Regions from separate parts of the Mus musculus genome. Here all the other regions are linked to region 5. A link is a loop called in an ENCODE intact Hi-C map of the cell type or tissue named here. Cell type or tissue: left cerebral cortex. All regions are shown on one strand.

The links. Peaks named below come from ENCODE experiments on the same cell type or tissue, not always from the same donor. Only the 100,000 strongest peaks of a DNase experiment are listed, where the experiment ranks them.
Region 1: a loop joins it to region 5, with 4 times the contacts of the local background. A loop is called at or near these places in 6 of 42 quality-filtered maps.
Region 2: it touches region 5 in a loop (5-fold over the local background); 12 of 42 quality-filtered maps call a loop at or near these places.
Region 3: a loop joins it to region 5, with 2.3 times the contacts of the local background. A loop is called at or near these places in 6 of 42 quality-filtered maps.
Region 4: it touches region 5 in a loop (3-fold over the local background); 7 of 42 quality-filtered maps call a loop at or near these places.
Region 6: a loop joins it to region 5, with 2.9 times the contacts of the local background. A loop is called at or near these places in 2 of 42 quality-filtered maps.

Annotation. Positions count from the first base shown.
Region 1 is chr1:166,313,514-166,318,513 of GRCm38, forward strand. Ildr2 (immunoglobulin-like domain containing receptor 2) reads left to right here. Exons shown (of 10, transcript NM_001164528.1): 10 at 1-3,319. Among named protein-coding and RNA genes, the nearest start is that of Ildr2, 62 kb to the left of the region's middle. In left cerebral cortex, no CTCF peak of the experiment used is centred here; DNase peaks (open chromatin) are centred at 338, 2,752 and 3,735; H3K27ac peaks cover 2,305 bases.
Region 2 is chr1:166,157,902-166,162,901 of GRCm38, forward strand. All of the region lies in intron 4 of Gpa33 (glycoprotein A33 (transmembrane)), which reads left to right. Among named protein-coding and RNA genes, the nearest start is that of Gpa33, 30 kb to the left of the region's middle. In left cerebral cortex, CTCF peaks have their summits at 897 (motif pointing right) and 2,911 (motif pointing right); a DNase peak (open chromatin) is centred at 2,906.
Region 3 is chr1:166,179,468-166,184,467 of GRCm38, forward strand. No RefSeq gene overlaps it. Among named protein-coding and RNA genes, the nearest start is that of Gpa33, 52 kb to the left of the region's middle. In left cerebral cortex, a CTCF peak has its summit at 2,229; DNase peaks (open chromatin) are centred at 3,698 and 4,095; H3K27ac peaks cover 1,561 bases.
Region 4 is chr1:166,302,678-166,307,677 of GRCm38, forward strand. It overlaps Ildr2 (immunoglobulin-like domain containing receptor 2), which reads left to right. Exons shown (of 10, transcript NM_001164528.1): 7 at 825-938. Among named protein-coding and RNA genes, the nearest start is that of Ildr2, 51 kb to the left of the region's middle. In left cerebral cortex, no CTCF peak of the experiment used is centred here; DNase peaks (open chromatin) are centred at 2,144, 2,472 and 4,896; H3K27ac peaks cover 2,982 bases.
Region 5 is chr1:166,252,093-166,257,092 of GRCm38, forward strand. Ildr2 (immunoglobulin-like domain containing receptor 2) reads left to right here and starts at 2,047. Exons shown (of 10, transcript NM_001164528.1): 1 at 2,047-2,374. The coding sequence starts at 2,284. In left cerebral cortex, a CTCF peak has its summit at 2,027; DNase peaks (open chromatin) are centred at 2,036, 2,642, 3,317, 3,861 and 2 more places; H3K4me3 peaks cover 3,337 bases; H3K27ac peaks cover 3,051 bases.
Region 6 is chr1:166,357,292-166,362,291 of GRCm38, forward strand. No RefSeq gene overlaps it. Among named protein-coding and RNA genes, the nearest start is that of Tada1, 19 kb to the right of the region's middle. In left cerebral cortex, CTCF peaks have their summits at 3,072 (motif pointing left) and 4,747 (motif pointing left); a DNase peak (open chromatin) is centred at 3,065.

The DNA of each region.
Region 1 (5,000 bases), 61 kb after region 5:
AGTATATTTTATGCATATGATAAGAAATAGTGCTATGGATAAATTATAATAAACCCAGAGATTTAAAGTTTTCTTTAAAAACAAAAACCTTAAATGGGAATATTTTGATATTTAAGTGTTGTGTGTTTGTCCATCCATCCCATTTTTAGGACATGCTCAGTGATCTGCAAAGCCAGGCTGTAGAAGTCTGAGCTGAAAGGAGGTGAAGGAGAAGAGAGAGGGATGAGTGGCCTCAGGGAGGAGGGAAGAGAGTAGAGGCCCGCTTACAGGAGCTTCTGTCTCTGTCTGTGACTCACAGCTGAGTCAGGGACAAGCTGGAGGAGGGAGTATGGAAGCAGGTGGCAGGAGAGGTCCCCTGGTGCTCAGAGCTCTTCTCTAGGCTATGTATAGACTCATTAGGAGACTCAGGACTGTATTCAGTTCTTCCATCCAAGCAAGCCCAGGGGAGCTTGGGATTTAGTCCTCCTGGCACTTGTATCTACAGCTTGGGGTGCAGTAGCACCTCACATGGGTTGGGGACCTCACCTCCCTTCTCATGATCCTCACTCTGCATGTGGTGTAGGGGTGGGCACCCCAGGGTGAGAGGGGGCTGGCGCTACATATAAAAATCTGGTTAGATCCGAAGCAGTCTTTGAGAGGAGTGGAGTAACTAACAGACACCGCTTTGGCTCATCTGCTCTCCATCCATTTCTAAATAGATGGATAAGCCATCATCCACATTTATGGAGTCACAAACCAGTCAGATCTTTAGATTCCCAATCTATAGGCCTTTCCTGCTGGATCTGTGTTTTTGCAAAATTGCCTAGTCATAAGAATTACTTGCCTAGGGACTGGAGAGAGATGGCTTAACAGTCAAAAACACTGCTTTAGCCGAGGACCCGAGTTTGGTTCCCAGCACTCTACTAATGCTCACAGCTGTCTGTAACTTCAATTCCAGGGACCCACTGATCTCATAGAGCATCTGGGAGCACTAAACTCACATGGTACGCATATATACCATCAAAAAACTCTCAGGCACACAAAATAAAAATAAATACATTGTTAAAAACTGAAAAAGAAAGGGGCTGGAGAGATGGCTCTGTGATTACGTGTGCTGGCTACTCTTCCAGAGGACCCACATTCATTTTTCAGCACATGGAGACTCCCAGCACCAGTTCAGACACACACACACACACACACACACACACACACACACACGAAGGCAAAATACACACCTAACAAAGAAATAAAGCATTTAAAAATACTTGGTAAAACAATTACTTGCCTGGGGGACTGGGATGTGGCTCAGTTGGTAGAGCGCTTGATTAGCATGCACAAAGCCCTGGTTCAATCCCTAGCACAATAAACTAGGGGTAGTGGCACATGCCTGTGATCCCAACATCTGGGAGAGTTTCAAGTTCAAGGTCATCCTTGGCTACATAGTGAGTTCAAGGTCACCCTGGGCTGTATGATACTCTGCCTTAAAGAACCAAACACTGAAAATAACAATGAAAAAACACAAGGATTACTGACTGCCACTGTCACAAATGCTGTTGGACTGTACCTTGGAGAATGGATGGGTGGATCTGGAGTAAGGATTTGTATTCTGAACATATCCTTTTAGAATGCCTTGTGGTAGATGCATTTGGGTGGTGCTATACTGGATCATACCTCTGGTGCACCCCTATCTGCTGGCCAGGAATATTGTTTGTGCTGTGGATTATTTCATTCCAATATCACTGTGAGGTCCCTCTAACTTCCTTAGGTCTGGCACTGGTGTGGCATCCAGCAGTCCCAGCTATGACACTGGAGAATGGCTCACCAGAGTCAGGCTGAAAGGAAACATTTAAAGGGAGGGGGTTGGAGGACCTCCCCCCGGGAGGCTTCTTGACATGTTCCAACTCCCAGAATAGTGATATGTTGTGACAGGCTGAGATCAGACAACAGGAATTACAGACAATTTTCTTATTCCCTTACCATCCTGAATAAAACTTAGCTCATGAATAGAAAAAAAAAAAAGCCATCAGAGAAAATGGCAAACGTAAATCATTTTTAAAGGGTAAAAATTAAAAGCTTTGCTAATAACATAACTTTCATGCTAGGACCAAAAGTGGGTGGAGAAAAAAATAGTAAAATATATATTACCTATTCCAAAACTGATTTAATTGCAGCCAGAATCTTATGGAAGTTTAGAAGTGATGTATAGAGTACAGGAATCACCCATGGAAATTCTAAGGTCTTAGAAAGCAAAAGGTTCCCTACCAGGACCTACCCCCTAGTCACTTGGGATTACCTGTGAAGCTCAAAGGCCCTAGTGGCATCAAAGGTGAGTAAGAAGAAGCCGAGATGCTTTAAGCAACAGCGTGAGGTTGGCATCAACGGGGCACATTTGTTCTTCACAGCAAGCCCAGTGTTTTCCCATCTTACCCAATGTGGAGCTGGGTCTGAAAGTGTGCCAAGTGATCACCTATTGCCAAATAGCTTTTAGTCTTTAGATGGCCTTCTGACTGTCCAGGTCCTAAGCCTACAGTAATCACGGGCCCAGCCTCTAGTGTGTTCTCTTCCCAAGCAGGTGGATAGTGGAGAGAGCCCTGACTCAATATTCACTCACACATCATTGGTGAGGAGAAGCTAGGAAGGCAGGCATTTGCCACTTCATCTATCCACAGGAGGTTCCTTGAAGTCTGCCCTGAGAAGGAGGTGTCTTTGCTGGGGAGGATCTTCATCATCAGCATCAAGCTGTGAGGGGAAAGGCTTTGACAAAAGGGTTGCCACTTTCTGAATTCTTCTCAAAGAGGAATTTCTAAGCCAAGCTACAGATTCATCCAGGCTCAGAATTCCATGGCTGTGGGCAGGAGCTGTCATCTTCACTATATTTTGAGATACATTTTTTTTTAGGTAGAACTCGAGGTCCAGATCTAGAGGGGGATAAGGACGATGAGAAGGATAAAGTTGTGGCAGTTGAGCTAAAAGTCATGTTCGAGTTTTTTGGTGGGTCTGACTGGACAGGGGAAAATGTGGTCCGACTTCTTTTATCTAAAAGTTTGGGAAAGATACCCATAGCTTCTCTCTTGCCATGTTTATTAACAAAGATGTTAGACACTACTCCATGAGAAATGTCCTTGTGAAAATAAAAACCATGCCATCAAAAGAGTCGGGTGCAAAGATGCCTACTTCATGAGAATCACCTGCCCAGTTGTTTTTGTGCCTTGTCTGTGACATCAAAACTGAAACACTTATATCACTGTCACTCATGGTTTTCTTTTCCTGTGTCATACATACAAAGTGCATTTGATTGTAATGATTTAAAGTAAATAAAGCATTTCATCTACTTTTGTTATAAAGAACTCAATTAATTATGTTACAATCTTACAGTTTGTGCTCTCTCCAAGATTTAAAAAAAAAATTACATGAAGTGACCTGTATGGAACTGGTATTATGAAGCTCAGTGCTTAGTACTGCTATCAAAATAATAACAATGATTAATAATAGTAATGATATACACACTCTCCAAAGAATGGTCTAAGTACTGTAGAGGCAGATGTTGGCAGTTAATGTGTGTTCCAGCAGACTTTAATGAGCTGTGGGCTGGGTGAATTCTGTTGACACCCACTGTGACATCAGGACATATGTTATCTACATATGTAGATATGGTAGTTGGACAATGATGGTACCTGGCTCATATTCAGGAAAAGAGCCTTTGCCTGACTCTTTAGAGAAGGGAGAGGAGAGCCGTTCCGTGGGAGGACATTTTAGTTTCTGAAGAGATTTGGAAATTCCTCAGTACCATAATTAAGGGAAGGCAATTAAAAACCTTTGTGAGCATAAACAGCGGTAAGTAGCTCGTGGAGCTATTAATCTCTTTGATGGCCAGGTCCTGTCAAGAGATTCCAGAAAACCTGTCTTTGCTTGAAACGTTTGGGCTTAACTCTCTTCTTTTAGTAATTCTGTTAAAATGTTTCTATGTAGGTTTAATTTAAAAATAGACTCTAAAGCAGTTAAACTCATACCTCTTCTGGACTTCCTTCTGTTTGGCTAATGTTTTAACTCCATCTTGATTTTTCCAGCCCTTATAAAATAATATTTTTAAATTTCTCAAATATGTTTAGAATCTTTCCTCCTCCCCATCTCCCCCTATAAATCTTTTCTGGCTACATTATAGATTTTCTTGATGAACTGTTTTTCTTCCTGAAGGAAATTTTCTTTTGTGCTGGTCCCTTGGTGGGATATGCTGTTGATTTGTTGCTGTCAATCACAGTGTCTTGTTATTGTTCCCCAAAGAGAATCTCACTGATGACAGAAGTCACTTTTTCTTCACCAAACTGAAGTCATGGGTTTCCGCTTCCTTCTGATCCCCAGGGGTGCTTTTGAGACGTCTGTCAACCCAATTGCTTTTCCTTTGTCAGCAATCTACCTTGTGCTTCAGGATGCTTTTCAACTTTGACCTTGTCTCTAGTGTTCTTAGGTTTTAAAGAACATGCTACTGTGGGTTTCTTTTTATTTATTACAACTGGGACTGTGCTTCCTCGGTCCGTGGGCTGGCTTTTTATCAAATATGGAAAACTTTAAGCTATTAACACATCAAACATTTCATCTCCAAACTCTCTTTTGACAAATCCAATTAAACGCTTCATCTTTTTGTTCTACTCTCTGTGTTTCTTAATATAATCTTCATGTTTTCTCTTTCTTTGTCTTCAGCTCTCTATTCTGGGTAATTTCTTCATGTTTATCTTATAGTTTTCTATGTTCTCATCAGCTGATTCCAGTCCCAATTCTTTTTTTTTTTTTTTTTTTTTTTTTTTTTGAGACAGGGTTTCTCTATATAGTTCTGGCACTCACTTTGTAGACCAGACTGGCTTCGAACTCAGAAATCCTCCTGCCTCTGCCTCCCAAGTGCTGGGATTAAAGGCGTGTGCCACCATGCCTGGCTTCTAGTCTTAATTCTAATATACTTTTCAGTTCTGGGTGTTCAACTTAGCTTTATTTTTTTCTTTTTGTACATAGTCATTTTTGATTGTGCC
Region 2 (5,000 bases), 94 kb before region 5:
TCACGTGACTTCTGTTCTTCCCACCCTCCATCCTCTGGAGGAAGTGAATCCCGCTAAGCATTCTGTGCAAAACACCGGGGCTTGTTCTTTTAAGCTTTATTATAGCCTAAAACCCACTTTCGAGGTGGGGAATTTCCTAGCCCCACTTCCCATCCACACCAGTGCGTCCCAGACACCACCATGAACACAACATGGGCTGTTAGGGGCCCCGTCCTCAGGCAGGCTACGGCCGATTTAGCTGTGGTTGCCAAGAGACCCATTTTGTACTGGTCACCTAATAGTTGACCTTTGATCAGGAAATAAACAAGATACAGAAGGAGGTTAGGGGAGAAAGAAGAGGAGAGAGGGGCAGCGCTGGGACCATGTAAACACTCAGCTGCCATTATGGCTGCTGGAGTGGAAATCGCCTAGGCTCTCAGTGTGCGCACCAGCTGCTGCGGCTGCACCAGTGAACCGAGGTGTGTCCATCAGTTTTACCTTTGAGGTCGTTCAGTGCTGCGTGTGTAGAAATGGGATAAGGAGGTGAGAGCAAAGCCTGTGGGTGAGGCTGATCTGGGTGAGGGAGGAGCATCGGGTTCCCTGGGGAAGCCCCGCGAAACATCCAGTGCCCTGGGAAGCCCCACGGATGAACACCCCACACCCATGGGCTTCCATCAAAGCCGAGTGGATTATCACGTTGCCTCTCAGTCATCTGGAGGCCAAACAATAACTTCTTTGAAAAACCCAAAAAGTTAGTAGAATTCACTCGACTTAAAGTAAAAGGGACGATGTACTAGATATGGATTCCCACAAGCGTCCAGTTTTGCTGGTATGTTTCTGGTTTACCAGTTTTATTTTTAAAAGGTTTCTTTATTTATATTATGCATGTGAGTACACAGTTGTTCTCTTCAAAGACACCAGAAGAGGGCATCGGATCCCATTACGGATGGTCGTGAGCCACCATGTGGTTGCTGGGAACTGAACTCATCTCTGGCAGAGCAGTCATTGAGTGCTCTTAACCACGGAGCCATCCCTCCAGCCCGGATGGCCAAGTTAAAACACGTTTCTAAAACTGCCTTTGTGAGGTGTGTATGTATGTGGGAGAACTGCCCAGTGAGAGGCCAGAGGACAACTAGTTGGGAGCCTCCTCTCTCCACCACGTGAGCCCCAGGGCTTGAACTCACTTATCAGGCTTGGCACCAAGTGCCTTCACCCACAGGGTCATCTCACCAGCTCCCGGCCTGCCAGTGTTTGAATGTCTGAGATTTCTGTTGAGCTCACCTGGCAGCTGTGCTTAAAACCTGTGGTGTTCTGTCTACCCGCTGTTGCCTGCTCCCGATCTAAGAACACAGTGATTTCGTGACTTTCCTCTTGCAAAGTTTGCACCGTGGGGGCCAGGGCTGAAGGTCACGTGGTCATGAGCTTCGGTGGGGGGTGGGGGGCTGACACAGTGATGTGATGCAGACTGTGTGAGGGATCCTGGAGGCTTTCTTCACAAGAGGGATGTTGGAGTTGCAGCAAGACCAGGTGCTGAAGAGTAGCCACGGGCTTTAATCCTAGCTGTGCTCCTTGCCAGCAAGTAAGGCAAGATACTTAGCCTGTCTCTGCCTTGGTCTGTACATCTGTAGAATGGGCACAACACCAGTGTTCATCTCATGCTGTTACGGGAAAGGGTGAACCAAAGTATGTAAAACACGGAGATTAGTGCCTGGCCAGCAGACCCATCAGAACGGGAAAACAGCATGAGAGTCATGATGTCCGTGTGGCTGAGGGGTAGGGTACATGTCCATGATGGCCAATGTTGTTCATGGGAAGGACAATGGGGGAAGATGGAGAGGGGCCTGTGTACCAGCCTAGGAGGTTGGACTTTTCCCTGTAAGCACTGGGCTCCTCACAGTTTAAGAGCACAGTCCTCCAAGGTGGGGGAGCTGTGGCAGCTGCAGCTCTCAATGCCCCTGGCCACTGGAAAAGGGGGGGGGCAGGGAGAGAGGGAGGGGAGAGGGAGAGAGAGGGAGAGAGGGAGAGGGAGAAAGGGAGAGGGAGACACACACAGAGAGACAGAGAGACAGACAGACACACACAGAGGGATAAAGAGAGGGGGAGAGGAGAGACACAGAGAGAGACACACAGACAGACAACACAGAAAGAAACAGACAGACAGACAGACAGACACACACAGAGCCAGAGAGAGACAGAGAGACAGAGAGAGAGAGGAGGGAGGGGGCAGGCATAGAGGGAGGAATTCTGGTGCACAACTCACTTTCTACTTTTTATTCAGTCCAATATTCCACTCCAAGGGATGGTGCAGTCTACAGCTGGGCTGGGGGGATGGGGGATGGGGCATGGGGGAGGGTCTTCCCACCTTAATTAACCTAATCTAGACTGCCCCACCCAACCACTCCCAAGGTGGATTTGATCTGGAATTCCACTAGGCGTGCCCAGAGGCTTCTCCTGTAGGTGATTTCGATTCAGACTGACAGTATTAACTCTGGAAGCGATGCGGTTTTGTGTCTGGATGTTGTAATGAGGTAGGGGTGCTGTTCTCAGACTCTTGCTCCCAGAGTTCCCTGCAGAGCCGGGGAGTCCTATTTTAACTTTGTAGCTGTAAGTCACTTACAAGCTCCCTGGTCCTTCAAAAACCACAATAAAGGCTGAGATGGTGCTAATGTTACCTTCCTTGAAGTAAGAGGCAGTTTCCCATAGGCGACCTGTGAAAATGCCGGTGAGCTCAGGAGTGGACCGAACAGGAATACTTCAGGGGTCCGCCCCAGAGCCTGGGGTGAGACGTGGCAGCCAGAGCTTACTGACCGGCGTTGGTGGGAGGGGACAGAAAGAGCGGATCCTGTTCATTCAACATCAATATCTTGGGGTTATCAGGGCTTCTTAGCGCTTCGGCGGGACAGATGACAGCCATATGCATACCCTTTCCTGACCACAAGATGGCGCCACAACAACGGGAAACCGGGTTTCAGACAGTCGTGGGCTCTTCCAGAAGGAAAGGAGGCTGAGATTTCTCAGGTCAATCAAAGTCCATCAGTGACGTGGGATGAGCCCACTTTTATCCCAGATAAGTTTCTAGAACATATCGTTTGCTTTAGAGACTAGGGGAAGGATGGTGCAGCAAGAACCCTCATGATCCCACCCCTAAAGGAGGCCTAGGAGCTGCCCTGGGGTGCTGTGGACACTTGACTCTCAGTACACTCTCAGGTGGGGGCTCTGATGCCAGCGCTAGGCGTCCTAAACACACCTGTACCTGGAGACAGAGAGCATTCTGTAAAGTGTGTTCCTTTAAAATATTCTTAAGATTAACCAAATCCGGTTGGGTTAGAAAATGGGACTCTGAATCCCCATCATGGTTTCCACTGGCATTATCAAAACACCCGTAGGCCACGCCCCCAAAGTAGGCCACGCCCCTGAAGCTTCATCACCATAGTGATTTACATCCTTGCTTTGCCTGTGGTCCCCTTTCCATTATCATATACGAATACCACCTGAAAATGGTATACCATGAAACACTCAGGTGTGGGGTACTAGAATCCAAGGCTGCCACATTTTACAAAAAAATGTGCTTTGAGTTTTAGGGAAAGAATGTGAAGAAAGTAGCATAATTATGATAAGAAGAGAAGAAAATAAAATCAATGTAGTGTGACTAAGGTGATTTTATTTTATTTTCTCTTCTTTTAGAGGCTCCTTCTGGCCCTCAGACAAGAGTAAACCCCTTCACCATGAGTTCAGATACAACCCCACTTTGAACCGTAACTGCTCATGAAGTTACCACTGTTTCATGTGTGTCTTCCTTCATAGATTGGAAATGGGAGGAAGACAGGCGCTCTCCTCGTTTTGTTTGTAGCTGTGATTGGAATGGAGATGGTTTTAGTTTGAAGGGAGTTGGTGTGATAGCTTTATGTCATACATAAATTTTTTATCATAGGCATACATTGCTTTTATAGTGCAAAGGTATTTTGCTTTTTAAACATTTATTTACTTATTATTAGTGTGTGTGTGCATGTGTGCACCCGCGTGCACAGATACCAACATAAAACTCAGAGGACTCTCCTGTGAAACTGGAGTTGGGAACACGTGGTCCACCTTCCATACAAGAATGTTGGAAGGATGCAACACCATTGAGGATACTGAGAGACCAACAACCCCAGAGTGTGGAGGCAGGAGCTCGTGTGGACTGTTCCCTGGTTTGGCACATGGGGAAGGAGCCGGACATAAGGCTGGTGTGACTGCAGGTCCAGACTGCAGTTTTGTCACTGTATTAAAAGCCCAGAACGCAGACCTTAGGGGGGTGGTTCAATCAGCAAACTGCTTGGCATGAAATTGTGAGGACCTTGGTTTGATCAGGAGCAACCCACACCTGCCCGTAATTGCAGCACCGGGCGTGGGCGATGGGCAGAGACAGGAGGACCCCAGGGCTCACCGTGCATCCTCTGCACAGCAGAATCAGTGAGTTCCAGAGTCATCGAGAGACTCCACCTCAAAAAGCAAGAGAGAAAAGAGACCGAAACACCTGAAGCTAACTTCTGGTCTCCACATGTGTACACATATGTGCATGTACACACACACACACACACACACACACACACACATACACACACACTGAACTGCCTATTGAAGATTAAAGATAGCTTCTGAAATTTCTAAAGACTGCAACAGGTCCCTCTTGATAACTTGGAGCGTGTCCTTGTGACAGATTGTGAAACCTGGTGGCACAAGGTTCTGATGAGGCTGGCGCTGTAGTTAGGGGATGTGGGTTTCTTCTCTTGAAATAGCAGTGATGATGGAGCATCTCTGAGAACAGGACATACACATGGGCTGTCATGGGTTCAGCCACTGCTGAAGGACTGGATGGAGGAAGAGTTTAAACTGACACGTCCCTCAACTCACAAACATTCTCCCATAGCGTATCCATACCATACACCACACACATCACATATGTACATTTCCTGTTCTGTATATAGGACAAGTTTCAGCCCAGGACCACCAAGACCAAATTTTCAGCACAAAGGAGATTT
Region 3 (5,000 bases), 73 kb before region 5:
TGAACCTTAATGGGACCAGAGTGGAACCAGTGACCCTTGGAGACTTTACCTCTTGGCTTACCTCTGCTTTTTCTTACTTTAAGGAATGGGTGGGAGTGATTTTGTTTGGTGCTGCCATATGCTGTGGACTGGTGTTCATGCTCTGATTGGTATGCAAATTCAGAACTCAACAAAAACGTGACAAGGTGATTATAACTCAGGCACTTTTAGCTATTGAAAACGGCTCCTCCCCTGAAATTTGGTTATCTATGCTCAAGAATTAGTCAGCATGAGATTAGATGAGAGAGACTCAACGATCATTGATCAGCCCTTGCTCATCAATAGGGTGATCATGATTTCCCCACTAATTCATTTTTTGGCTGGCCTCTTTTGCAGAGTTCGCCCTAGGTCATTTAGCAGTTATTGTCACACAGCACTGCGGTATCCAGAGACGGGCAACTTTCCTCGTGCACAGTCCAACCTAAGACATGGGGCCCGGTGGCGATAGGGTTACCCTATGACGGGTAAGGCTGTGACATTAGAGGAACAACCTAAAACAGGAGCCACGGCGGATGGGCATAATTGCACAGGCCTAGTCCAGCCTCATTTTATTAAAACAAACAGGGGGAGATGTGGGAAGCCACATGTGCCGTTGCTGAGTGGCACTGACTACTGCTGGCCACCACACATAAGATTGGACAAACAACCAATGTGTACATATGCAGTAAAGTTTTTTGCAAAGACACTGCCTGGCCCAGGCATGATAATGAGGTTCTGTAAGGTACTGGGAGTATAACCAATCAGATGTGAGACATGCAAATGAGGTATGATAATGAGGTTCTGTAAGGTACTGAGAGAGAGTAGCCAATCAGATGAGGAACATGCAAATGAGGCTTAGTGCATAACCAATCCGGGTGTGAGACACGCCCCTCCTAGGCCTATAAAAGCAGCACTAGTTCTGGGCTCGAAGTCTTTTCGCCTCTACAATCAAGCTCTCCCAATAAACGTGTGCAAAAGGATCCTGTTGCAGCGTCGTTCTTCCTGGCCAGTCGAGCGTGCGCAAGATTTTTGTAGTTTGGATCTGATGTGAGTCATACTTTCACTCTGACCAAATACCCAAGAAAGGTCATTTAAAGGAAAGATTTATTTTAGCACATGGTTTCCTAGGTTTCAGTCTGTTATCACTGGGCTTCACTGTTTCTAGGTTAAAGTGTGGTGAGACGGAGCATCACTGTAGGGAGGCAAGGGACTCACATATGGAGAACAGGAAGCAGACAGCAAGACAGCATGGGGCCTAGGACAAGATATGGTCCCCGTGGACACATGCATCCAGTGACCTAGTAGAGCTATACCTCCTGAAGTTTCCAGCATCTCCCAGAATAGTGTCTCCAGCTAGAGAAAAAGCTTTAAACACACATACACAAGGCTCTGGGGGAGACACCTCAAATCCAAACTGTAAACAACAGTGCATTTACCTATCACCTGCCATTCTGTAAGAAGGATTCTACTGGAATTCTACTGGTTGCAGACCAAGTTAAACTAAACTTGGCCTGAGTCCTTATGTAAGAAGCTACAATCTAACTCAACAAGTAAATAAATAGAAAACCTAACAACTGAGGAATTGGCTTTATAAGGAATAGCTGGATCCCAGCCATTTACACCCATAGGCGTTGGCCAATCACAGGTAGCCAACTGTCTAGACTATATTCAGGTGAAGCCAACAACTGTGACTAACCTGACTCCCTTTGTGCCTGCCTCCGTCTCTGTGTCACCTCCTTTTTTCTCACTAGAAATGTAATTTGCAAGTGTGCTGAGCTGCAGTAGTCTGTTTTGCTGCCAGATTCTAGAATTGCAAATAAAACCCAATTAAGACTGCAAAACTAGATTTGTTGTGATTGTCTCTCTAATGGGGCTTTTCTGTGGTCATCATTTCTCTAATACTTTCTATATGCTCCTGTGTATGGAGGTGGCATTCTCAGGCAGAGAGAGAGAAAGATAGAGAGATGGACAGATAGACAGACAGGCAGACAGATGGCAGTGTGTGTTGTGGAAGCTATAGAGAAATAAAGCCCAGACCTGTCCACCTAGTTGCATTTAAATCATGTGGCCAAGGCTATGAGGTGTATGGATCCGCAAATTTTTGCTTAGGCTCCAGACCCTGAGACTACCCTGCCTCTAGGAGACATTGATCCCCAGAGAGACCCTTCCTGGTTAAAAAAAAAAAATCTGAAGTTCCGCTCTTGACAGCATGGAGGCATCCTAGGTCCAGAGGTTGAGAGCCCAATGAAGGCGCCTTCCTTACTTCTTCTGGCTCAGCACCCGCTTGGTGCTTGAAGCTGGCATGCCATGCCCCCATGCCCAGAAAAAGCCCGGATGATTGTGTCTTTCCACAGTGTCTGAATGAACCGAATAATAAACATTTCTCAAGGTATATCAGCTTTGTTAGCTGCGACTTGTCAATTCATTTTGTTTTAAAAGTCATCTTTTTAAAATCAGGGTTTGTTTTATGTACATTGGTGTGTCACCTGCATGTATGTCTGTGTGAGGGTGTTGGGCTCCCGCTGGAAATAGAGTTACAGGCAGCAGTGAGTTGCCACGTGGGTGGTGATCAATGAACTTGGGTCCTCTGGAAGAGCAACCAGTACCCTCAAGTGCTGAGCCATCTCTCCAGCCAATTAATTGACAAAAGGTCAATTAATCTTGATTGTGCTTGATAGCTGGCTGTTGGCAGTCACAGGTTCGTTTATTTCAAGCATTGATATTAACTCTCAAATCATATGCTGGATTTAATATGATTTCCACACATACTTGCAGGTTGCAGGATGGTTGAGAAAGGGTTAATGAACGTAGTGGGAGAGCTCACAAGCCTTCCTGAAGTTGGAGGCAAAGGGCTAACACAAGCACAAGGAGGAGTCTTCAGGGGACAAGACCTTAGAGTCTAGTGCAGATATCAGGTGCGGGGGCAGGCGGATTAGGGCAATTTATGGTCAGCTTGATGTTCATTGGCTGTCAAGGGCAAGAGAATGTAACTAGGCTGGAACTGGAGCTGGGGACAAAGGCAGGAGTCTGTTCCCTGTGACAATTTTCTTGGAAGAGGCTCATGGCAAATGGCTGGGTGACCAGTCAGTCTGCTTGCCAAATTTACCCTTGGGATGCTCCTAGGTGAGGGAGCTCCGAGATTACATCTGTGATCAATAAGCCCATTTGTCTGGTGTTACTGGCGTATTTACAGTATTGTCATTTACTGGCAATAGATAATTACCAGTTAGTGCCTCCCGGTGTATGGGCTAGTGTGGTTCTTGTGTGTGTGTGCGCGCGCTCACGTGTGTGCGCACGTGCATGTGTGTGTATGTGCATGTATGTATGTGTGTGTGTGCATGTGTGTGTGTGTATGTGTGTGCATGTGTGTGTGCGCATGTGTGTGTGTGTGAACAAGGCTCAGGCTTTCTTTTGTGGTACTTAGGCTTAAAATGGAGTAACTTGGGTCAAGGCCAATGCTTTATAAATTGGGGTAATGATTCAACACAACACAGTGTAACCCAGAGCAGGTCCAGCCTGGTCTCACAGGCCTGCAGGATTGGGCTAGCGCAGCCTCCCTGGTTTCTGCTTGGACAGTATTTATAGGAGGTAGTTTGCCTTCCATAAAAGGATACAGTTCACTCTCACCTCCTTCCTGCCTTGGCTGGATTTCCCAGAGAGAACATCTGCACCTAAACCGGGCACAGAGCATTTGCAGTCCCAAGACTTCAAGAGACTAACTTTGGGCTCACGGCCAAACAATAATTCCAAAACCCGGTTGAAGAACAATACGAAGCAGGCAATAGTTACTTAACCCTGTTCTCAAGGCAAGCTCTCAGATTTATATACTTGGTTTACCGTCCTGACTCGGGAATTATTTTGCATAAATACTTGGCTTCATTCCACTAGGTATTGTAGGAAGTTGTCAGGAATAGCATTAAGCCGCTCTACCTTCATATTTATAGTTAGGATGTTGTCAAAGACACGGCCTTAGTACATTGCAAGTTATTTGTTGAAAAGAATAGCCTGGGGAATTTTCTCTTAAATCTGCTTACTAGAAAGAAGGTCACTGTCGCTCATAAACAATGGACTTGCTATGTATCATTTTAATTTAAAGACACTTCACACTGTAGCTTGCTTTTTCTTTGCAATGGTTGCTAGGAAACTCAGAGTGAAAGCTGCACTACATAGAATTTTTCAAAATGGAGTAGCCGAACAAATTTTATCCATAGTTTCATCTCTTCTTCCCGTCATATCTTCACACTTATGCTATCTTTTCTCAGTTTTCGCCTTTTGTGCATTTATTAAGTCTGCCTCACAGTCTTTGTAAGACAAGACAGAGTTGAATGAGCGATGAAGACTAGAAGCAACACCTTAGGGGAATGAGGTTAGTTGTGTGGCACTCTGGGGAGTTGTGGCTGACCTGGGGGCTCTGGGGTCACAGGCATCAAAAGGGGAGAAGTCAGGCTTGGTGCCATCCTGGAATTTAGAACCCAAAAGTCAGAAGCAGAAAAAGTGCCTGAAGTTCTAGGCCACCTTGGCTGGCACAGAGTAGCCCAGACTACAGGGTGAGGCCTTGTTTCAGAAAAAGAAAGCATTCTCCTTCCTGTCTAAGACAGAATGCAAACAAACCAAAACCTAAGTGGATGTAGTCCTGGTGTGGACGAAGCCTCTGGGAGTAGGGTGTGTAGAGAGCAAGTGCTGAGGTCCCTTTCTGAGGACGTTTAACAGCGGGTGGAGGAGGGAAGCTCAGAGAGATGGGAAAGACCTGCAGAAAGGCTTGAGGTAAGCCCAGGACAAGTCGGTCCACAAAGCTATAGAATATAGGACCCTTTCCCTTTAGATCATTTTTTAAAAAGCCTTTATGTTTCTATTCTATTCTTCACAAAACACAACCAGAGGGATTGAAAGACTTAACCAAGCACAGCTTATTCGGAGGGTGGCAATCTTCTGACTCCCTCAACAAGTCAGGGTTAGTCTATTTACAGCAGTAAGCTTTTCTG
Region 4 (5,000 bases), 51 kb after region 5:
GATGCAGAGGATGCTGTTAACCTGCTTTTTTTTTTCCTTTTCTTTCTTTCTTTCTTTTTTTTTTTTTTTATTAAGCCCTGAAAAAATAACACCTGTTTCTAACCACAAAGCAGCAGGTCGAGTTAATTTAGTCACATCTGAAATATGGCATTCCTCTTCCTAAAAGGAAAATGTTAAGGAGATAAACTGGAAGTGTGATTAGAAATCTCTGTGTTGTGCAGCTTGTTTTGCGCCTCTGTGTATGTAGTCTAGAATCTAATATTAGCTCTTAGGCACGCACCATCCAGCTTAAGGCTTTTTTTTTTTTTTTTGTCATCTCCCAGGCAACTAGAGGGTTTCAGCCTGCCTTTGTGGAGATCTGTGATGCTTGGAGATCTGTCTTAAAGTTACGTGCACTTCTACCAAGTGAAGGTGTGGACTTCCTGCTGGAGAGTGACATGGGTCCTAAACTGAGAATGGGGTCTCTTTCTCTTCCTGATAGCATGAGCTTGCTCCTCCACCAGAACTCAAAAAAGCTATGCAGAGAGAGGAGCCTTTAGTATAGCTGTAGAAGGTCAGACAACAAGAGGGACAGGATAGCAAATGAATGAAAGCATACTGCAGCGGGTTTGCTTGTTCACTTCCAGGATCTTCGTCCCAGTGGCAACCCCTGATCGAGGATCTCAAGTGTGCCCTCTGTGTATAAACTGTAGTTTACTATTTCTGGGCAATTGTTCTAACTGGGAACCATGTTTTTCTGCTTGGTTAAAAAAAAAAAAAGAATGGAGGCCTCCTTTTCTTGCTTTTCCTGTGTTTAGCTCACCCTCCTGTGCTTTCTCCAACAGTTCGCAAAGGTTACCGGATCCAGGCTGACAAAGAGAGAGACTCCATGAAGGTCCTGTACTATGTCGAGAAGGAGCTGGCTCAGTTTGATCCAGCCAGGAGGATGAGAGGCAGATGTGAGCATCTGTTAGTTTCATGTGATCTGTGCTTCATTAAGGATTCGGTAGCTGAAGATGAGATGGTGGGGGTTGGGGGGCCGAGGTCATCAGATTTGAAGCCCCGAGCCAGCAGGTATGCTCGTGACACTACCACAAAAGTACTTCTGAGAACATGGAAGGGAATAGAAGGGGATTCTAGTGAAAGCGTGTGTGGTTGTGGGGCAGTCTGTGTCCATTGCTGTGGCCTTATAATCCTGGTTTTAAAATGTTTCATTAGAACAGTCCCCCTTATAAGACTCCATTAGCAATCCTCAAAAATAGTGACTCACAATGTGGGATGGCTCCATCAGTAAAGCTATTGCTGAGCACGTGTGGGCTCAGATACCCTGCATTAGTGCAAACACGAGGACCCATGTTGAGACCTCAGCATCCAGAGCCAACAGATGACCTCTCTAGCCCCGGCCCTGAGCTGGCAGAGGCAAGCCAATCCCTGGAGCTCAGTGGGCACCCATTCTACTCAGTCAGAGAGCTCAGGTTCAGTGAGAGAGCCTTCCTCAAAAACTAAGGTCAAGAATATCAAGGAAGATATTACGTCAACCTCTCGCATTTATGTATATGAGCACAAATGCATGTACACAGACACATAGGCACACTCAAGTAAATACGCAGTAGGAGATTTTTCCAACCTGAAGGGCTCTGGCATTGAACAACCCAGATGCTGACTTGCCACATGGAGGCTTCAATGGAGTGAAAGAAGAAGTCTAGTAAATAAATCTAGGAAAAAGAGGCTGGCACCCCTGTGAGATGTCCAAACCGCAGAGATTTCGGGGTAAGCAACGAGGCTGCACTTTTTGTCAAAGAACCGTTTAATTACTAAGTCTGTTGGTGGCAGGGCCCCAACCCTTAACTTATCCAAAGCCCTTGGAGGCTGCAGCTGACACTGCTGAATCTTTAGAGTGGATTCCAAATTACTGTCTATCATGGGAGGCAGAACAGGGCAGGTCTGACTCGGATGGGCTAATTATCAAGAGGGTGCTGGCAAGCCTGGTAGTGAGGTCACTAGGCACTTTCTTTGAACCCTCTTCTTCTTGGAACCAACAAGAGACTTGATGGAGCTGTTGGGAAAACAGTCCCAGACTAGAGGAACTTTATTCAGATTAAGGACAACATATTCCACCCAGTTTACAATTCTAAATTCATCTCGTCTGGGTTGCAGCCATTGCTGCATCCTCCCACCTCCTGGACTATAAAAAGACCATCTCCAGATTGGAATGTCAGGAATGCAGATGTCACCACACTTGACAAGCTGGTTGTAACAGTGTTGTCATGGATCTCTGTTAGGAGGACAGAGACAGAGAGAGTCCTAGATCAAGGAGAAGCCAGGTATCACCACTTAGAGGAAAAGTTAATGTAATGATGGAGATCAAAAGAATGGAATGGAGTGTCTGTGACTTGTCTCGGCTGACTGAAGTGATCCGAAAGGTATTCAGAAACTGGCTGGTCTCAGCCTAGTGGGGCCTTAGAGTGGAAAGGAATCCCAGAGATGCTCTATGTCAGCCTGTGCAGTGTTCAGATGAGGAAGCAGAAGCTCAGGGAGTGTAGTGATGGAATTAGAAAAACCCACATAGAATGATTTCCAATCTTGTGACTCACACACAAATGCTTTTGAGCTAAGCCCAGACTGGCCTCCCCACTGTGATAATACCAGTGCTAGCATGTGGCCAGGGACAAGACCAGGACCCAGACCACCTAGTACCTGCAGATTTACAGTACAACGGCTGTGTGGACGACTCAGGAATAGAGTTCACTATGGAGGTTGGCTCTATTCTGAAGAGCAGGGCAGATCATGGACTGGGGCAATTTAAAAAAACACCCATAAGATAGATACCTTGGTTTCACAGATTTTGTAAGAATTGGGGGTGTGAAGTCCAGGTTCTTGAATTTATTGGCCACTGTGGTTCTCCTTTGTGCAACCCTTATAAGTGGTAGTCACTTCTGGTCGCTTATATTCTTGGGATGTCTAGAGCAGGAGTCTGCAAACAGTATCTCCTGGGCACAGGTATATATATAACAATTTCTGTTTTTTTTTTAAATAAAGTTTTATTGGTACACAGCCAGGCTAATTTGCTTACATATGTTCTATAACTTCTTGTTGAATGGTGGAACTGAATGGTTATAACCAGTATGGCTAACAAAGCTTAAAATGTTTATTCCATGGCTGGTCCTTTACAGAAAATGTTTGTGTATTCCTGCCCCAGACTGGCATTATTATTTCTGTCAAGGGCGACATTGATGTCATGTTCTACTTGGCAGAAATTTTAGTGTAACATATGCCCTGGGTAGTTTGTTACTATGAGTGGTCAAATGGTGATAGTTCTTACAATCTGGAGAAATGAGAGAGGTCAAGTATCACTTGAAATTTCGAGAAAATTCTGAGCCAACAATATTGTTTTGCAATGTTCTCACCATTGCAAACTAAAGCTCCCCCCACCCCGCCCCTGTATGCCTACTGGAATTGGGACTCATGGGAACTGTGAGGGAACATTGTAGATTTTAACCAATAGTCTGTGAGCTGCTTCCTTTTAAAATAGGCATAAAGGCTGGAGAGATGGCTTGGTGTATAAGAGTGCTTGCTGTTCGGACTTGAGGACCTTGGTGTAGATCCTGGCATCTATGTAAAAAGATAGACATGGTTGCAGTTTCCTGTAACTCCAGCTCTGTAACGGGGCAGAGAAGAGAAGATGCCGGGGCTTTTCCGGTCACCAGCCTAGCTCCAAATTCAGTGAGAGAATTAGGAACACAAGTCCGCTGGAGACATACACCTGGGCATGCACCACACACACACACACACACACACACACACACACACACACATCATCATCATCATCATCATCATCATCATCTTTCTCTAAGTGGTTTATGTTTAAATGTGTTATAATTTAATACCAAATGATCCCACGAGTAAATTATCATTCCTGTGTGCTCTCTCTCGGTAAGACAACACTAGGAGGTCCTGCTGTTGTAAAAAATTCCTCTGGTCCTCCCTGTACCACAGAGGATGGAGGGGAGGCAGAGGAAACCTGAGAGACCATATCTCTGCCCCCCACATCTAATTTTGGCTTCACCTTTCACTCAGCAGCAAGGACTAGTAAATGTTGTCTTTAATAATATTTTCAAAGTCTCAGTTAAAAGATTTAGAAAACAAGTGGATCAGTTACATTACAAATAGGTTCCCTAGATTTAAGTAAAAGGAAATTCAATATATTTCTAAGTTTTTAAAAAATAATCGAAATTTCTGTTATTTTTCTAGCTACATCATAACTCTGGTCCTAGTTCATAAGTACTTCTGCACAAAGCTAGGAAGTGAGAAATCTGTGACCGCATCTTTCTTACATTTTTTAGGCAGGGGCCAGAGTTCAAGCTACAGCCCAGTGGACACAAAGGCTAAGTCCACCTTCCAAACGTCTGGCCTAGCCACTCACAACCACAAACACCTGCAATCCTTTGATAGGGAGGGAAACAGGTCTACCCAGGCCTTAAGTAGGTCTGGTGAGCCTTGGGCAGGGCATTACACAGCAGGAGCGTGGTCTAAAAGGTAAGTGAACTGAAACCAAGGTATATGTCCTTCACCTTGACTTTGAGCCATTTGGAGAGCAGAATGGGCCTCTTCTAAAGCACGGGGTTCATACTGGCTCTAAAGACCCCCTTTTGGGACCGGGCCAGCAGTAGAGAACATGCTATTAGTAGTGGCTTTTTTTTTCCCCTTCCTCTCTTGGCCCAACATAGCCTGAATCATTGAAGTTCACCGCAGTGATTATATAGGACAGAGAAAAACATTTGAACAAGGGAGATCCGGGAAGCCTGCCTTAGGTAGAACAAAGACAATTGTCTCCCTATTCCAAGAACAGCATGTAGGAAGCCTCCCTCTCTGTAAGCAAGTTGGGTTTGAGATGGAGCCAATTCCTGCTGAGTAACACAAATACCACCTGTGATCATCTACAGCTCACACTGGTCAGGACCATGGCTCCCAGGCAGAAGATTCTGGAATATGCGATCATAGCCCTTAGCAGCACTCCCTTC
Region 5 (5,000 bases):
CTAATTCAAAGGTCACTTCTGTGAATGTTGACCTTTTAAATCAGCCCATTTCCCCTCTTTATAAACTTTCTCATTTGTCGAAGTTTTGCACAAAGCTCTCAACCAGACATTGTATGTACAAACATAGGCATGCAGTAAATAGCAGAGCATAATACAAATACATTGATATTTTAACCCTTTTATGTAGACAAACTTTTTGTAGCGGAAAGCATACGTTTTGAAGCCAGGTGACCTGAGGTTAAAGTCTAGCTCTGGCATTCATTGGCTTCTTGATCTTAAAGGTCCTAGTGACAATCTTTATGCTCAAGTTTCCTCATTAGGATTAAACCAGGAATCCTGTAAAACACCCACAAACTTGCTTAGGCTCTGATAAGAAACCTCCGGATGTTAAGTCCCATCTTAATTTTCTGATTTTTCTGGGTGCTAAAGGATATAGTTCTCAAATTTCTCTCACAGAGCTTATTACTCAGGACTCTTAATAGCATACAAATCACTCAAGTTAAGTAAAAGATGAAATGTAATGAGTGACTCTAAGACTTACTAAAAACGTTGAAGATCCAGATGTAGGAGACAAGTGGGAACCTAGAGAGGCCACACCAGGACTGCAGCTCAGATCACACCCCTGAGCAGGGTGGCCACCCAGCCTCCAACCACCACACCTGGCCCCGGCCCCTGATGCTGCTGCTACCTCCGGGCAAAACTGATTGTCCGGTGTGCCTGCCTCTTGCACTACTTTATCCAGATTCAGAAACCTACCTGTTAAGAGGTCACCCTGGCCATACTGGGGCCAGGGGCCTCTCCTCCAGCTTTGGTGGTTAGGAGGTGACTAGACTTTCTGGCTTCTGTATTTGGAACTGTCCAGATATGCAAAAAGAAGGCAAGTGGTGGCAAAAGGCCACCATTGAGCTTCCTCCTGATTCTGCATGTCCCCATATATACATCACCCCTGCTTTCACATGCATACATTCTTAGGGTGAAGGATTTCTGTTTCCGAGTTCACGGGCATTTTTCGGTCCTTCGGAGTTCTTTCTCCCTTCCTCTAGACAGAATATGGGTGTCTGCTTCCTTACTGCCACCAACCCTCAACAAGCCCAAATCTTGTCCCATCTTTCAAGTGTTAACACAGATGTCTCCTTTATTGTGGTCATCAGCCCCACCCCTGGGACTAACTTGTTCTTTCCTGAGTCCACCTGCCCCTTCCCTATCTCTTCTACAATGACATCAACCGGCATATTTTTTACAATGACTATGCATTATGCCTCTAAAGGTCTGGCCTTTCTTCCTCTCCTGGACCCAGGATATGGCTCCTCAAGGGACACCATTCTCATCCTGTAGCCTTAATGCTTAGAGCCTAGGAGAGCCTTAGTATATATTTGCTAACCCAAACATTCGTTTCTCAGTGCTTTCTCAACGTATTGTGAGTCCTTTCCAATAGACAGGAGACAACTCCATTTTAAAAGTGGGCATAGCCCATGGAAATGTACGCTGCAAATGGAGAATGTATAGGTGTAGTCTCCCTCTCCCTCCCCCTCCCCCTCCCCCTCCCCCTCCCCCTCCCCCTCCCATTCTCTCTCTCCCTCTCTCTCTCTCTCTGCTCATTTTCTGTTAAAAAGGCCACATACGTTTTAACAGAAAAAAGATTTTTGCCTAAAGGGTTTCTCCCCTATGGATCCTAATTTGGTTGGGGCCTCTTGGTTCGTTGAACCAGATGCACCAGCCAGGGCACAACAAAAACAAACAAACAAACAAACAAACAAACACCACACAGGTCTAAGCCCCAGGAGAAGTTATGCCAAGTCCTTGTAGCCTTTCTGTCCCTGACACCCAGTACAGGTGCAAGGAAACATCGAGTCCCAGCCTGCTTGGTGGCTCAAGTAGAGCTTGAGTCGCAGCCCCCGCCACATGGTCCGCCCTCTGGGGTGGACTTCGCTGCTAGGCTCTGACCTCCCAGCCCCGGGAGACGGCACGTGACCGAGAAACTTTGGCGGGCGGTGTTGGCGCGGGCGGCGGCGCGGCGATCGAGCTCCCCCGCGCGGCGAGCTCTGCTGCGGGGAGGCGCTCGCCGGTGCCGCGCAGCCTGTGCGTGCGGGAACGGCCCCCGCAGCCCAATCGGACTCTAGAGCCAGCGGCAGCGCGCCTCTCGCAGGCGGCGGCGTCCAGCGCCCGGGGCCGGGCTGCGCGGCCAGCCCCGAGGGCTGCGGCGCCAGGGACGCGCGGGGCCCGCGCTCCGCCGCCGCCGCCGCCTGCTGCTGCGAGGTCATCCGGATCTTATCGTGCCAGCTGATGCCCGCTTTTCCCACTCTGGATCTGGATGGGAAGTTGGGGAAGATGGATAGGGTCGTGTTGGGGTGGACCGCTGTCTTCTGGTTAACAGGTAAGAGTCGTTTGCCACAGCTACGGATAACTTTAAATGTATTCCTACAGTGGTGGTGTTCCACTCCACCTTCGTTTTCCTCCTTTTTGACAGTGTTAAAGCTGCTTAGCCTGTGGTGTGTGTGTGTGTGTGTGTGTGTGTGTATGATGGGGGAGGCAAGGGAGAATGCCGGATTGCGAAGGAGCTGGATGGAGATGCAGGTGTTTGACTCACTAGCGCTATGAGGCTGTTCTTAGGAGGTATATTTCCCCTCCAGACAATGATTCTTCCTCCTTCTTTCTCTGAGTTTGTTAGGCTCCGAGTCCTGGGCAAAGCCTGGGGAAAGGGGTTGATTCATTAACAGCTCTGGTTTTCTGGAGGCAGGGTTTGGGAGGTGGGTAGGGGAGTGTCTCCCTAGCTACTTCCACAGAAGAGGAGGGAGACCCAGGAACATTCGCTGGGGCTCTCTGGCTGTAGGGGGAAAGGTTTAGGAAGATGAAGAACAGCTTGATTGGCCTGGAATTTAAGGCCCTATCAGTCTTACTGGAGCCATTTGGAGAAGATAAAAGACAACCCTGTAATAGATCGACGCCCCCCCCCCCAACAACGTTAATTTGTATGGAGGTTCAGAGGTAACTTTGGCGGTGCTTGTAGCGCACCTCTTCTCCTTTTGTGAACTTTCTTCCCATCGTCTGGTGCTAGGAGAAGCCCTGTGTGTAACACTGTACAATTCAGCAATTCTGGGTTAAGGAACAAGTGGCGCTGGGGTGGCCACCTCAGATTCAGAGTAGCCCGCTGAAGGCAAAATGGGGCAGGGGGAGGAGGCTTTGGATGGCTGGGGGTGGGCCAGAGGCAACCAAAGAGACAGTGGAGAAGACAGAATAAGGTGTCGAAGGGTCATGATGATAGGATCGGGTCAGTCGCAGGCAGAAGAGAGCAAATGGCTGCAAGAAGAAAAAAGTTTGTTTCCTCTGGGGCATCCACCAGCTCCAGGAGGGTGCGGTAGGGTGGGGTGAGATCAAGAGACTAGGAAAATGGGATCCAGCTTAAAATAGCCAAAGCAAATCTGAAACGAGAGAAAAGACATGCAAGAAGGAAGAAAGACAAATACCCCCTCTTCTTTTACTCTCAGAATGAAATTATCAATTGCCTGAGTTCTTTCCCCATGGCAAATGATAGGCCCTAACACTGCTCTTGCCCCCAGCTGGGATGAGGTGGGGGTGGGGGTGGGGTGGCATCCTCAGTAGAGTTAGCCTCTTATCTTGGCTGCTCTGAGTTCATCCCTCCCACATTATTCAAATATGAATCATCTAATTCCAGGGTTTGGCTGATCCTTGCTTCTCCCTCCTCTGGCCTCCCAATGCTTTCCACTGCCACCCTCACAGATCCTGACTCCCGAGTGGCCTCTACTGCTCACTTGCCATCTTCAAGGGGCCTGGGACTTGAGGCCTGTGTCATGGCTTCTCTGAAGTCAGGCAGGCATCTTAGGAGGTCCATGAGTCAGAGATGCTTTTCTTGACGTCCCTCTCCCAATACTGGGTTTGCCCAAGAGGAGTACTCTGGGGACTCACAGAGAGTGGGAGAGGAGCAGCATATGGGCTCTAGATGGCTAACAGTTTCTTATGAAATGTAAACCTATTAGTGGAGGGACCACAGGAAATCTAGTTCGGCCCCCACTCCTCTTGGTTTATAGAAACAGAGGTGAAGAGAAGCAGTATGCATATTTGAATCTGGGGTATCACCTTAGACCCCAGCCAGAGTTCTGTGCCCCAGCTCCGCCTGCTTCTCTGGCTTTCGGGGGTGGGGGGGGGAGGCTCTGTTGCTTTATTTTTGTGTGGAGGGAGGCGCTGCATTGTCTGTGCCTTCTGCCTTCTGCACCTGGAGAGCTGGCTCTGCCTGGAAACAGGCAACAGGTTACTTATCAGGGTGTCTCAGCTGTCAGATGGCAGGGGTGATGTGTGAGGGAGGCTGCGTCCTGGGGTGCCATTGACTACCCGCTGCCGCCCCCTGACCTGCCTCCCTGCTGTCAGAGATGCTGATGGACAAGGCTCCTCTCAGCCCCTGCAAAGTATGAGGGCGCTAACAATGGCTGCCGGGAAAAGGGGTGGGGGCTGAGGAGAGGGGATCAGTCAAGGATGAGAGGGCTTTAGACTCATTCCTCACACAGTAGCCCTACGAGGAAAGGTAAGGCATTCCCATCCAGCTCAATCAATGAATTCTCTCCTGAGACAAGGTAAAAGGGGGAGGGAGAGAGGGAAAAAAAGCAGATTAAAAATGAGACAGAGCCAAGAACAAACCACGTTCATCCTCTTCCTCCCTCCCTCTCTCCCCTCTTCCCCCATGCTCCCCCCTCTCCACCGTTCTACTCCCCTGCTTTGCTTTGAGGCAGGCTGAGCAATTTCTAATCAACACTTGGGTTCTTCTCCTCAGGCTGTAACGGCTCCTTCCTTGTCTTTCCTTGCTGAAATCCAGTTTTTCCTGCTACATATTTAGCCTCCTGATTTCTCATTGTCAGTGCAGGGCTACTTCCTGCAAGAGATTGGTGGTGTTGTTGTGTTGCTGTTGTTGTTGTTTTGAACAAAACAAAATGCTTGCCAGCTGCTAGTTTAGCAACAGGTGCCCTCTAGCAGGGAGACTTGGAGGAGGG
Region 6 (5,000 bases), 110 kb after region 5:
CCGTAAAACAGACTGTTGAGAAGGATCTGGCGTGGATTCAGAACTCTTCAGCTGGGGAACGGTACTGATGAAGAGAAAGAAGAAAGATGAAGACTGAATAAACTGCTGTTAGAAGGACTGGTGGTCGCATCGTTCTTGCTGGTCGAGAGCAGGCGCGACAATTGGTGGCCCGTACGGGGAACCGACTCCCCCACCGAGTTCAGAACTTTCAGCAGTCAGTGGTTGCCGGCAGGGTAAGTTCACGGTGAGTGAAACTTGCGACCCCAGGAGTTTGGGAAGGACCTCGGATAAAATAGAGGCAAGCATAAAGTTGCCAGGAAGCAGGCACAAGGTAACAAAAGGTTCCTGGTTTTGGGATAAGTTAAGGTTCCTGGCTTTGGGACAAGTTAAGGTTCCCTGTTTGGGGACAAGTTAAGGAACTATGATAACCTCAGTGTAGTGATCAATAGATCCTCGCTGTGTAGTTATGCTTTTTTCTCCCATTGACCCTTTGTGGGTAGGTCTGATAGTTTTGGTCTTGTTTGTTCTGATATATGGACTCTGTTACTGTTTGAAATTGTGTGTAGAGGCAGTCAAGACAGGTCAGAAAATCCTTACAGAGCAACAAGAAAGTATGTCAGAAGAGGAAAAGGGCTTAAAAAGAAAAAGGAAAAAGAAAGGAGACACAGTGTTATCAGGTGGACAGAAAGGACAAAATAAAAGAGCTGAGGCGGAGGAGGAAGGCGAATTAGCTTCTGCGCCTCCTCCCTATGCCTCCTCAGCAGCCACCTGTAGGTGGACCTTCTGTCCGGAGATTTGGAGAGGATCGACCAGATCAGGTGTTGATGTGGGCGAGAGGGTCTGTTTGTGTGTTTCCACAGGACCAGACGGAACCTCTTTGGGTGCTGGAGAGGTTGGTGAGACGCTGCAAGAATGAGGCTCCTGATCCAGTTGCCCCTGTGGATGTGGTGGATGGTCCCACAAGCACAAACGATGGAGCCAAGATGGGAGATCCTTTCAGTGTTCCAGAAGCCGATACCAGCTCGACATGACGTTCACATTTTTCCATGCCTTTTTGATCCCTGAATTTCCCTTAAAGATATAGCCCCTCTGGCCATCTATCCCTTGCTTCAGGGAAGATGAGCGGGGATGAGAGCCCTGGGATGTATGCTTGTTATAGTGTGTGTGTGTTTTGTGTTTGGCACATGTGTTAGGTGCAGAGTGTGCGGCCCGCACTTTCGCCATGGTAGCATAGGCTTTTGCTGCAGTGGAGGCGGGACAATCTCCTCAGATTCGGTTTGCCGCTCTAAAAGAAATTATGCTGCGTTATGCCGTGGGGTGCGAGGCTAAGCACTGCACAGAGGATAGCTTGCTGTTGGCATCCTGTGGAAGGCATGTCTGATTGCATGAAGGTTCAGTGTCCTAGTTCCCTTCCCTCAGGAAAAATGACACGGGAGCTGGCCAAGACCTCTCTGGGTGATGAGCCTAAGGGATGGTTTTGTGTAGGGCCCCTATGCTTGCACACTGGGGATCAGACCTCTACCTTCACCCATGAGGCTTGCTTGCAGCAATTAAGATCTGGCCATAGATTAATCAACATCCTGGCCTTTTGATGCACCTGCCACAAGCAAAACACAATCTCCCCAGGAGTGGCTTGGCATGATTAAGAGGTAGTCAGTGATAAGACTCCCTGGGCATGTCACCAACCTAAGACAGGGATCAAACCAATGCTGTTTGTCACCCAAGGACGGGTAAGGGGCATGGCTGCTGGGGGCTATCTACAGACATTCTCTCTGCCAAAAAAGAAAAAAGGGGGAATTGTGGGGAGCGGGTGTGGCGGCAGTCCCAAAGGCGCCAGGGACTGCAGCTAAGTCATATGACTTGCACCTGACTTCCTCACACAAGACACAAACATCTTGAGTGCTGCGCAGGTGTACCAGGATACAGGTGAATCCAATTTGGTGGAGATTTGCCCCTGCTGCCCTGATTAGCTGAAGCTGCGTGCCTGGTGAGGTGGCGTGGCCTGCTGTGTGTGGATGGGAACTGAGAGTATAAAAGAGTGAGAGGCCCGGGTTAGAGGGAGGATTGTTATTCTAGAGAGGATTGTTATTATTGGGAGATATAAACAAGGGAGATATAAGCAGGGGAGATATAAAAACAAGGGAGATATAAACAGGGGAGATATAAACAAGGGAGATATATAGAGAAAGAAGAAACAGGACTGAATAAACGTGTGCAGAAGGATCCTGTAGCAGCGTCGTTCTTCCTGGCCTGTTGGGGGCGCGCGCGACAGTTGGTGCTGAAACCCGGGAAAAGAAACATCTTCAGGCATGAGCGAAGACCCCCTGCTACAGGGAGGATTCAGAACTGCATCACTGGGAAGGAGCGGTTAATAAAGGTTCCCGTAAAACAGACTGTTGAGAAGGATCTGGCGTGGATTCAGAACTCTTCAGCTGGGGAACGGTACTGATGAAGAGAAAGAAGAAAGATGAAGACTGAATAAACTGCTGTTAGAAGGACTGGTGGTCGCATCGTTCTTGCTGGTCGAGAGCAGGCGCGACACCCCACCTTGTGTCTGTCAGTCATTCTGTAACCCTGGGCAACTAAACGTGATGGAACATAAGAGAACAGAATTTAAATCCAGTGTGGTACAGTTTGGGTTAACGGGAGCAATGCATGGCTCGGGCTTTAGGTAGGCATTCAGTACCTGTTATCATTATTCATGGGCCTGGTGAGAAGGAGCCCTCTCAAAGGTTTCTGCTATTTCCCACCACCATGAGGGACAACATATGTAAGGCCTCCCCTGTCTTCATCACTCAGCTGACTAAAGCCGATTCCAGGTTGTTCCCAAATACAAATAATTGTTTGATTTCTTCCTGCAGAATTCAGTTTTGAGTACAAGTTTAGAAATGTTACTTTTGGAAAGACTAAAAAAAAAAAAATCATCTTTGGATTGTCTGATGTGTCCAAAGGCCAGGGCTTCCTAGAGTCTCAGCTGAGACGCCTGGTGGCCCTTGGAGCCATTTGGCTTCTGAGAGCTATGATTCTGGCTAGCGGCTGAACAGCCTGGAGCAAAGGTGAGGAAGCATCGCCCCCTGGTGGCCGCCGAGCAGCTAGCCTAGTCGGAGCCGTGTGCCTGAAGTCTCCTGTTTATCCAGCACTGGACTGTGGACCAGGAAACGGTTTGTCTCTGCCAGTCCTTTTAGGAAATACCTGCTAACCTCCTAACTCCTGCCTCAGGACAGCTTTTTCTTTTTGGCAGACAATATAATAAACATCGCAGAAGACCTCTGTATAGAAGCAACCCAATTAAAAAAAAAACAAATCATGCAGTAAGGCAATGCGAGATGTAAGACTGACTCCTGTTCTGGGGCAATCCCAGCTCCCAAGGACACAGTAAACTCAGGAGCAGGTGGATGGTAACGCTGGTCGGGGTAATCACAGCTGTGACTCCAGGCAGCAAACTGCCCCACCCCCACCCCGATTTTGGCCAATGAGCCTTGACCAAATCTTGTAAACCTCATTTCCCAGGTTTCTTCCCCAAGGTCAGATTTTCCTTGGGAACACCAGATAGCGATTCATTTTTCTAGGCCAACAAGGGTTTTTTTGGTTTTTTGTTTGTTTGTTTGTTTTGTTTTTGTTTTTGTTTTGTTTTGTTTTTTTCTTCTCTGGGAGGTGATTTTAGAAGCTCATTCTGCTTCCAGCAGAGTCTCCCCACATTACGAGCAATTCCCGTGCCAGTTTGAAAGCTTGGGACATCCCCCAAGCCCCTGCCACAGTGCCAAATGCCTTCTGAATGAGTGGCCATCACCACACAGGGCACGTGTAGCACCTTGTAGCTCCCAGCCACATGGTAAGCAATGCTCACAGTGTTTACTGCTTCCTCCAGATTCCAGTTTTAGCTCGCTGCAAAGGTTGCAGAGGCAGGAAAGGGCTCTTTCCCAACAGGTGCAGTTTAATAACGCACACTTGAAACAGGTTTTTTAAAGGTCTCATAAATATCATTCATTATCACATCCAGGGACAACTTTCCCTTTCCCTGGAGCTCCTGAAGCCATCTGCTCAGCTTCACTGCAGATGGTGGTGTTTTTACTCCCAGGTAGGACCAAGGAGGTGCTGGCTGCCAGGCTCCCATAGTGAGAAGCAGGACAGAAAGATGCTTTTGAGATTGACTTCACAGAATTTGTCTAGGGAGACCAAAGGGTCTGTGCTTACAATTTGTGTATTAATCAGCTTTCTGATACTGCACCAAACACCTCATACTTAAAAGCCAAATATGATTTTTGTCTCACAGTTTTGGAGACATCAGCCCATGCTCACTGGTCCATTACCCTTGGGCTAGCAGGAAAGTTTGACCCCTAATTTATTTTAGGCACATTTAAGCACAGCATAAATTTGGTAAAAAAAAAAAAATTTATTCTGCTGATAATTAACTCAATCCTGTGTCCACAACAAAATATACACATACATACATTTCTTTAAGGAGCAAAGTAAACTAAATACAGATCAGACAGGACTACATTGAAACTCTTTGTAAAATCCATCAAGGCAGGTTCGACAGATTTACCGAGAAAAACAAATTTATGCAAAGGGTCTGGGGAAGGTCCGGTGCTGGAAGAGTCTCTAGCCACACAGTAGAGCCTAGGTCACTAGGGTAGTAAACATGTCTGTTCCTGGCCTTCTGTGTGGATAACAGGTTTTGCTTTCCTTCCCTTGGAGGAACAACCCTGTGTGCTTAACATTACAGACTGTGCTCACACTTTTTCTGTGCCCCCTACAGGAACTGAAGCAGAAACCATGGAGAAATGCTGCTTAAAGCCTTGCTCCTCATGGATTGCTCAGTCTGCTTTCTTATATCCCCCCCAGAAGCACCTGCCCAGGAGTGGCACTATCCACGACAGGCTGGGACCTCCCTCCTATATCAATCATTAATCAAGAAAATGTCGTACAGATATGCCTATAGGCAATCTGATGCAGACATTTTTCAATGGAGGTTTCTCTTTCTAGACATCTCTAGGTTT